Linked DNA regions of Homo sapiens: all the other regions are linked to region 1. The links are chromatin contacts, found by Hi-C or POLR2A ChIA-PET in ENCODE. All regions are on one chromosome and are shown on one strand. The core of a region is the stretch at or near the end of the contact, and the rest is flanking DNA. Distances in the headings are between cores, read along the strand shown.

What was found. A loop is a pair of places that touch in the nucleus more often than their neighbours do. ChIA-PET counts read pairs that join two places held with the same protein, here RNA polymerase II (POLR2A). Pooled maps may share reads with other maps.
Region 2: a map of CD4-positive, alpha-beta T cell shows a loop between it and region 1 (5-fold over the local background). The contact joins the promoter of PSMB8-AS1 here to the promoter of PPP1R11 in region 1. A Hi-C loop is called at or near these places in 2 of 168 maps with a recorded cell type or tissue (CD4-positive, alpha-beta T cell and naive thymus-derived CD4-positive, alpha-beta T cell) and 10 of 50 pooled maps. POLR2A ChIA-PET finds 5 or more read pairs at or near these places in 2 of 52 experiments (CD4-positive, alpha-beta T cell and CD4-positive, alpha-beta memory T cell).
Region 3: a map of CD8-positive, alpha-beta T cell shows a loop between it and region 1 (8-fold over the local background). The contact joins the promoter of RNF5 here to the promoter of PPP1R11 in region 1. A Hi-C loop is called at or near these places in 2 of 168 maps with a recorded cell type or tissue (CD8-positive, alpha-beta T cell and naive thymus-derived CD4-positive, alpha-beta T cell) and 11 of 50 pooled maps.

What each region holds. Positions count from the first base shown.
Region 1 is chr6:30,065,782-30,068,835 of GRCh38, reverse strand. PPP1R11 (protein phosphatase 1 regulatory inhibitor subunit 11) reads right to left here and starts at 1,638. Exons shown (of 3, transcript NM_021959.3): 1 at 1,357-1,638; 2 at 138-246. The coding sequence starts at 1,425.
Region 2 is chr6:32,842,836-32,845,547 of GRCh38, reverse strand. PSMB8-AS1 (PSMB8 antisense RNA 1) reads right to left here and starts at 1,462. Exons shown (of 2, transcript NR_037176.1): 1 at 1,274-1,462; 2 at 1-130. It overlaps PSMB8 (proteasome 20S subunit beta 8), which reads left to right and starts at 1,501. Exons shown (of 6, transcript NM_148919.4): 1 at 1,501-1,698; 2 at 2,459-2,606. The coding sequence starts at 1,552. TAP1 (transporter 1, ATP binding cassette subfamily B member) reads left to right here. Exons shown (of 11, transcript NM_000593.6): 11 at 1-339.
Region 3 is chr6:32,176,601-32,179,654 of GRCh38, reverse strand. It overlaps RNF5 (ring finger protein 5), which reads right to left and starts at 1,250. Exons shown (of 6, transcript NM_006913.4): 1 at 1,004-1,250; 2 at 96-114; 3 at 1-4. The coding sequence starts at 1,143. It also overlaps a transcript of AGPAT1 not described here. RefSeq lists an enhancer at 962-1,490.

The DNA of each region.
Region 1 (3,054 bases), core at 389-2,888:
ATACCACAGCACCACCAAAAAAGTGACAGAACTATGAACATCTGGGGGCTTCTGGAAAGCCAGTGGATATGAGTAGATACAAGATATGCTGAAGGGAGCCAGAACTCCAGGGCTACTGCGGGCCAACAATTACTCACATTTGGATGAGCGGCGGCCCATGTGTTCATTGTCCACAGTGTCACTTGTCCATTCTACCTTTTTCTCTGGCTTCCGTTTCCGAAGTTTGATGGTAAGGCTCCGGTTCTCCTAGAAGGTTAAGGATGAGCATACCTATCTAGTCCCCTCTTACTAACCTTTCCCACTCCCTCCCAGGGAACCTCCTCTCTTTTCTTCTTTAGCTCAATCAGTACCATAGGCATAGCACCAGAGGAGCTGACAGAAGATAAAACAGAACAGGTCTTTTACCTCAGATAGTCCCTTGAGGAATAAGTATTATTTCCTGTTCTTATACCACCAGTATAAGAGAAGACACAATTCCTAACCTAGGAAAGGTCCCAGCAACTCTTCAAAGGAAAATATAATCCTTGCTGTTTCTCCGTCTTCCTCCCCAAATCATCCTTGGTAGTATTAATACATGAAAATTATTTTTCAGTCCCCAGCACCTAATCTTTGATCTCCCTTCCTTTTTCCAGATCCCCTATTCTTTTTCTCTTAAAAAAACAAACAAAACCTCTCTCATTCTCAAGCTCCAGCCCTCCCTACCTCTTATCCACCTATTCTCTGGCATCCTGGCATCTCTAGTAGCAAGTATTACTAATCTATTAATTACTAAACTTCCTTTAATCCAAGAGTATTAAGCCCAATGCAACCTTCTCCCTTTGAAGGCAACTTAACATGTTTTTGGATAAATACTTCTTGTTTCTCCATTTACATCTTTGCTCTCTGATTTCTCAAAATACCTCTTTTCATCTCCTTTTCTTGTTTCCTCATTCCTGCCACTTCCTTTTACATTCATCCATTCAATAAATATTTATTCGAATATCAATATTGATAATATTGATAAGTTGGCCTCCAACCATGCTTTCTTACACTACCTTTGATTTCCTCCCAACATCTTCCTGGCTCCTTAATCCTCAATTTCCCTTTCGTTTATTACTTACACACATAACCACCCCAAGCAGCAACACCTATATCCTAACTGTACCTCCCTATTACAAGTTCCTTGACCTGCCTCCTGCACCATCTCTGCCACTCCAAATAGCTCCAATACCTTCCGATTCTCCCAGCCCTAGATATTCAACCCCACACCTCCCATATCCCTAGGCCTAGCTCCTCCAACAACTCTTCTAATCCCTGTCCCCTCCCTCCCAGTATCTCCCAGACCCCTAAACAGCACCGCCCCCCCGCCTTTCTCACGGGCTCGGTTGTCACGGTAACCGTTGTCTCAGTGACGGTCTCGCTCAGCCCAGCCCCTGCCTCGGCCATGGCTAAGGCTCAGGACAGGGAGGAGAGGAGGAAGGGGGATGAGACACCCTTCCCTTTTTCTGTCGCTGAGGTCTAAGAGAAGCGGTATCGGATTCAGAGTGGTAGCCAGGATCCTCCACCTTCTTTATTCCCCCTCCTCCTGGGCCTCCGCTTCTCCACCCCTGGGGATAACCTGGCTAACCCCACTTCCGGCTCGCCGCTTCCGGGTGTGACGCATACTGCAGTCCCCCTTTTTCCCTTCCACGGCACCAAATGCGTCAAAGCGCAGGCGTCGCTGGATTAGTTCCGCCGTAACGTGACAGCGCGCAGGCGCTGAAAGAAAGAGAAACAAATTTGGCGGAAGGGGTGTCACTGCGGGTGTGGGTGGAGGAGGGAGAGTCTGGGGCAGCACGCGTACTCACAGCCTAGAGGAAGCAGGAGGGGCGCCCAGATGGGTATTGCCGGGCCAGACGCTGCAGAGTGGGTGTGGCGAGGGCGGAGTTGTGTGCACCAAGCTGAGTCCTGCTGCAGATTTCCGTTTGCCTTGTCTGGGTAGGTGGACCGGCGAGGAAGCTTAAGGAGCAATAGTAATGACCCTACCGTGGCCTATTTCCCTTTCCTTGTTTGGTCTGGGTTTCTCTAAAGAAAACGGGAAGTGGGAGCAGTTGGAAACACACTTAAGAGTCAAGCGATGTGGTTCTACCCCTCGCCCTGTGCCTGTAGGTGTTTGAGCAGTTCAGTTTAGTGCACGTTCAACGTCAGTTTTTTTCAGTCACTGTGCTACGCCTTGAAGATGGAGGCGCGTAAGACGCTCAGACCCTGCCTTTTAGCTCTAGTAGGAAAGACAGGCATGCTGAAAACTAACAAAAATATGAAACACTGGGGCATTAACAAATGCCATGTCTGATTTGTAAATCTGAATGTAGTTACATACTGCCAACATATTCGTTCTCTCTGGGGTGATGAGTAGGATGAAGCAGAGAAATGGTCGTAAATTACAGTATAGGCTATTTTATAAAAATATATGCACGTTTCTTAGAGAGCAAAAGAAAGTGGTAAAACAAGAACCAGGAAGGCCGACAAGTAGGTTTTTTTAGAAGAGCAGCTTAAAAAGTTGTAGATGTGTGCACTACAGGAAATGGAGTTTTGTACCGCTTGGATCTGAGGGAGTGCCAGATGAAGCTTGACAGGTAGGCAGTGGTTATATGGAAGAACCTGTATGCTTTGCTAAGAAATTAAGCTTAATCCAATCACTGTTATGGGCCAGAGAAAGGCTTAAAGTAGGGTAGAAACATGAACAGGTTTGTTTCAGATTTCAGGAGTGGGTCAGGAAAGTCAACTGCCAGAACAGTTCAAACGTACAGTGGGGAAGACTGCCCTGCCCATTCTCCAGGTTGCTGTGGGGGTCAAACAAGATAGCTATGTTTGAGAGCTCTGAATATATATAAAGGGCCACACAATTATATGATAATTATTACAGTAACCCCTTGATCACTATTTGAGCCAAGGAATGCGGGACCTGAGTATGCATTTGTTCCCCTTGAAAGTTTTTAGTTCAAACAGAAAAAAGCAAGATATAGTTCAGCATGTCTAGTCCATTAAAAAAACCAAACACATATATAGCAACACACATATACAGAGCCACATACA
Region 2 (2,712 bases), core at 213-2,712, 2.8 Mb before region 1:
CTCCCTTTTCTTCTCTCTGTGGTGGAGAACCACAGCTGCAGAGTAGGCAGCTGCCTCCAGGATGAGTTACTTGAAATTTGCCTTGAGTGTGTTACCTCCTTTCCAAGCTCCTCGTGATAATGCAGACTTCCTGGAGTACAAACACAGGATTTGTAATTCCTTACTGTAACGGAGTTTAGAGCCAGGGCTGATGCTTTGGTGTGGCCAGCACTCTGAAACTGAGAAATGTTCAGAATGTACGGAAAGATGATCAGCTATTTTCAACATAACTGAAGGCATATGCTGGCCCATAAACACCCTGTAGGTTCTTGATATTTATAATAAAATTGGTGTTTTGTACTGTGGTTTCTTATGTTTCCGGCACACCAAACGGCCCACTGCCTTTTGCAGCGCACTTTTCAGCTGCGGATGTCTCCTCTTTTATCATCCTCAATGTTTTACCCCCTAACTGCATCACCTTTTCCCTTAAGCTTTTTAATTCCTATGAGGCCCCTTCCACTTCCCCTATCCCCTTAGGCCCACCCCCAAGAATGTGCAAGACCCCAGCCACAGGGCCCATCAGGGCACTAGCGGCCGCAGCTCAGAGCCGTGGCCTCTCCGAAGTGGCAGATGGGGCGGGCGCGGCCAGAGCAAGTGCCAGGCGGGAACAGAGGGACTGGGCGCGCCTCACAACTCACCACCTCGCCCGCTGGTCCTTCCTGGCTCGCCTGGCTCTGAAGCTGCACCTGGAGGGGAAACCTCAGAACAGTAGGCGGGATTGCCTAGTAAATATCTCCCATTCAGGGAGGCCCAGGTCGTGTGACGTCGACAGTTGCTGGGTAGATGAGGCCAACACAGGTTGCAAGAAGAGGCGGGGTTTAGAGGCGTGAAACTCCGCAGTGCTCAGCCAAGCAGGGAGCAACGCTAGGAAGGGCGGGCAGAAAGGGCACGCTCTTGTGGGTGACTACAGGTTAGGAGACCGTTGAACCTGGAGGGGCCCTAGGATGGACCCCGTGGAAAGATTCAGAGACTGCGCCCTCTCCCTGGCGCCGCCTTCCCCTACACGCGGCGGGTATATTCTGTTGCAGTTGGCCCAGGACCTGTTTCCAAGACTCTGCCCCCTCGCACTTCCGTCCCTCCTGGTTTTGTAAAGTGATGCTCATAGGAACCCCCACCCCGCGTGACACTACTCCCAGCTCCTGGCTGACTTCTAGTCTTCTGGTTGAAGCTGCGCCTTTAGATGACACGACCCTACCCACCCCTGTTTCCAGCGGATGCCCGGGCCTGGAGGTACCTCTTACTGTAACCCATCGCCAAGTGGGCTTTTGAAGGCGCCTGTTCCTTTCTCGCTTTCTTCGGAAGACCCTTGACCCATCATTCCCCCGACCCCCATAACGGGAGAGCAGAGAAGCCGGTCCCCAGTGTGATGGTCCTGGTCCAGGCACTAACTGTCCTTTTCTCGGAAAAGGCAGGGGGATGTGGAAAAGAGTCTTGTTCCCTCCCCTTCGATCTGTGGCTTTCGCTTTCACTTCCTCCTCCGAGAGCGGACAGATCTCTGGGTGCTGGGCGGTCATGGCGCTACTAGATGTATGCGGAGCCCCCCGAGGGCAGCGGCCGGAATCGGCTCTCCCGGTTGCGGGAAGCGGGCGTCGCTCGGACCCAGGACACTACAGTTTCTCTATGCGATCTCCAGAGCTCGCTTTACCCCGGGGAATGCAGGTCGGGGCAGTAGGGAAGCCCCTAGGGATGCAGGGAGGCGGGCGCTGAGGAGTGGAGGGTCGCCTGAGAGGAGGAGGCGAGAGCGGGAGCGCGGGGTACAGGGTCGGGGGTAGCCTTCAGTCCCGGAGAGCGCCAGACCCAAAGAAGAGGCCACATGGGGATGGGGCCTGAGAGGAGGAAGTGCAAGTTAGGACAAAGAGTTACAGGTGAGGTGGGGGCTCCCAAAGGAAGACAAGAGAACTTTCCTGCCCTTGTCCACACACAAATGGTGGAGCCTTTTTCATGGGGTTATCACATGATATAGGAGGTGTGTGGTGTCTTGGGAAACCTATGAAATTTGCCTGCTGGCCTCCTCTCAGCAACTCACTGTTGCGCGACTTAGAACAAGTCACTTAGTCTAGGTCCCAAGCCCCTCTTCTGTAAAGTGAGGATACTGTTACTAAACGTGTTTTGTGAGGGTTGAATGCTTTATGCATGGAAGAAACCCTTTAAGTCACTCTCAAAATTTTTTAGTAATGGTAACATGTGCTTGCTTTCATTTCTGTTGTGCTGGAAAATGGAAAAGGTTGATACTGGCATGCCTCTTCTTTTCCTTCTCCCAAGCCATTTCCTTCTAGAGATTGGTTATTAACTGTTTCATTTATTGATGGTTAGATCATTTCTGCATATCTCCTCACCCTCATACTCCCTAAAACCTTTTCCTGGAGCCTCTTACTACAGAATTTTTCATTGCCTTTCTCAACCTCTTTTCTCTTATCAGCCCACAGAATTCTTCCAGTCCCTGGGTGGGGACGGAGAAAGGAACGTTCAGATTGAGATGGCCCATGGCACCACCACGCTCGCCTTCAAGTTCCAGCATGGAGTGATTGCAGCAGTGGATTCTCGGGCCTCAGCTGGGTCCTACATTAGTGAGTGTATACGCTCCAGCAGGCAGAATCTGGGGAGCTGGGCTCTCCTTTCCACAGGAGGCCAACTCTGCAACAAAGTGGAAGTGGATATTGATTTAGGACACAC
Region 3 (3,054 bases), core at 1-2,500, 2.1 Mb before region 1:
GCCACTGGGGAGAAAAAAGGTGGTTTCCAGTATACAAGAGGGTCTTACAGCTCCTCAGACCTCCCCATTTCCCTCTTCATCTCCTGAGTACGCACCTGATGAAGACATGGCCAACTGGATGGGGGAGAAAAAAAAAAAAAGGTCAAACTAGCTACAGAAAAGAGAGACACAGACCCTAGACTTCGCAGAATCCCATCTAACCCCTCTTCCCAAGCAACCTGCTGTTGCTTTTCAGATTTTCTGCAACCTCTACCATGCCAGCCAACTTAGTTAGCCTTCCTGCTTGTCTGATCTTCCAACACCTAAAGCTCTGTCCATCCTCAACACACTCAACCCTCTCCTTTCTCCTCTCCCCAACAAACACATACAAATTTTCGTGCCCTCTCTTTTCTGCCTTTCAAGTTAATTTCTAATTTCCTTCAGCCACCTCTTTCTGGGTCTCCTCTTTTCAACCCCAACCCCATCACTCCAAACCAAACCCCTTTACTAGCACATTCCCCCATTACTCACTTTCAAGCTCAATAATGTCCCTATCTTTATGACCCTTTAACCTTTCAAGTCTGCCTCTCCACAGTGCCCTTATACCAGCCCCCTCCCAGATCTCATCTGAATGTGATCCATATTTCCTGGTTCTCCCCGACTCAACTGATGCGTGCCTCCCTTAACCTTTGTGTCTCACTTGTTTCCACCTGCACAGCTAAGACCCCTCACTTCTCTGGGGTAAGGTGGCTCGGGTCTCACATTGTCCTGCCACTCCCCGCCCCACCTTCTCTTCTCAGCACATCACGTGCCTCAGCTCCTGGTTCCTAAGACCTTTCTTTCCACAGATCTCGACCGTTATACTCCCACCCACACATACCAGCAAAGTCTTATGTCTCCTGTCGGGCTTCACCTATGGGAACGTGCCCTCCGATTATCTGTATGACTGTATGATTATTCGCTCCTAGCCTCTCCAGTATATAAGCGAGACCCACCACCTCCCGCCCCCCTCCTCGATTCTCACCAGTACAGGTGGCCACACACACTGACCACAGCTTCCCGAGCAGTCTCCAAACATATATTACATTCGAAGGTCGCGCCCGCCCCGCCCCGCTCGCGATTTGGCCCTTCGGGGCCCCCGTCCTCCTCCTCCGCTGCTGCCATGGCCGGTTTTGTTTCGCCCCACGTACCCTTCAGTCCCCCCAAATACACATACACACGCCCCAACAAACCAGAAACCACCTCCTGCCCACGATCGTTGGGCAGGCTTCAAGGTTTCCTAATCACTATTGGTCTGAATGCCTGCCAGTCACAAAGAATTCAAAAGAAAGGATTGGCCCAAAGGGTAGGGGCGGGAAAAGGTTAGTGCAGTCCTGCCTTCGCACAATGGCTATTGGCTGATACGGTCTAAGTCAATGTGCAATGCCAAGGGATTGGTAATAACTCGCTACACGCTGTCGCCTGGCCAAGGAGGGCTTTATTCGTCTGAGTAGTTGTCAGTCATAACCAAAGCCATAAGCAATTTGCTCGGGACTACCTATAGACCTCGCCCACTATAAGCCCCTTTCTTTCCTTCGCTTCCTCTTTTAGAGAATGTCCGGATTGCTATTGGACTTTGGAGCGTATGGCTCCAAATCAACTCATTGGCTAAAACTTGACGGAAAATGGTGGTTAGGTAAAACGCGCCTGCGCAGCACGCGGCGGGACGGGGGTGGGCCAATCCTGTGAGGGTTTAACCTTCTCTTTTTCCACCTCTTCACCCCTATCTTGTCGCCATGGTGACTGCTCTACAATTGGCGAGGCTTGCACTTCAAAGTCCTAGGCTCGCTTCATCCGGGTCCTTCAGCTGTGGACTTTCTGCTGATTGGGCCTTTTCCTTTTCCCCTGATTGGCCGACATCGGGAAAGACGGCGAAGAGCTAGGAAAAGAGGGAAAACACTAGGGTCGCAGGGTTCAAAATGGCTCCAACCTCCTTTGGTGACGTAGAGAGCAGAACTTGGGTCTGCCCCTCCCTTTTAGTTAAGGGAGCAGAACTGGGATTAGCCCGACGTTTGGATAGTGGGAACATCGATCTGCGGCGCTGGTGTTAACCCAACTCATTCGGCTGGACGACTCAGCCCTCCCCATATTAGGTGATTTACAGAGCAAAACTGAACTAAAGGCCCACCCCTTTCTTAATGTTGTACACAGAGTAGAACAGGATTGACTTCAACTCCGTTTTAAACCTTCAGAGCAGGAAAGCTCTGGGCTCAACCCCTTTGTGAGTGGTGCAAAAGGGACAAAGCCCGCCCCTTTTAAGGAGACCCGCGGAGGCTAGACCCGCCCTTTCCTCTTTATAATTTGCCCATCAGAAATAGGGTCTTCTTCCCAGGTTGGACCCCGGGGAGTTTGGGCTTTTCCTACAATCACTGACCCTCACTGTGACTAAAGGAGCAGAATTAGGTAACAGTCCTCCCACTACCAATCCTCTTCCCGAGGGCATGTAAACTAATGCAGGGTAAAGGTGTGGCTAGAGGGGGGACCTTGATAAAAGATCCCATGTGACTCAAGAGTAAGGAAAGATGAGAAGTTAGCAGTTGCGTAAAGAAGGACTGGGGCAGATGAGGATTCAGGAAGCTTGAGGTTTAGGAAGGAAGATATTGAGAGGGAAAGGTGGAAATGAAGGAGAGTGAAGTGATGGAATGATCCTAGTAAAGGGATAATGGGAGTGGAGGAAGAGAAGAGGGGGTGGAAAACTAGATACATGGCTACCAAATTAAGGAGGCACGCGCATTCCAGAGGAATCGGCATTCTTCCTCACTTTTTATTTTTCTAGAAAGCACCCCTGAAGCCAAATTTCCATTGGAAGAAAAGATGTACCCATATTGTATGTTGTGAGAAGGGGTTGTCTCAGCTTGGGCAAGTAAGGAGACTGATACGAAGGAAGTAGGAAAGAAAAGGTACAGAGGTAAAAGAGCATGGAAAAGGAAAGGGTCAGGGATAAGGCCAAAGAGATCTCTTCTCTTTAAAGGCCAGAGAAGGCAGGTGGAGGGGGGAGCTGGACTGCTGGGAGATAGTGAGGGACAAAGGGCAAAG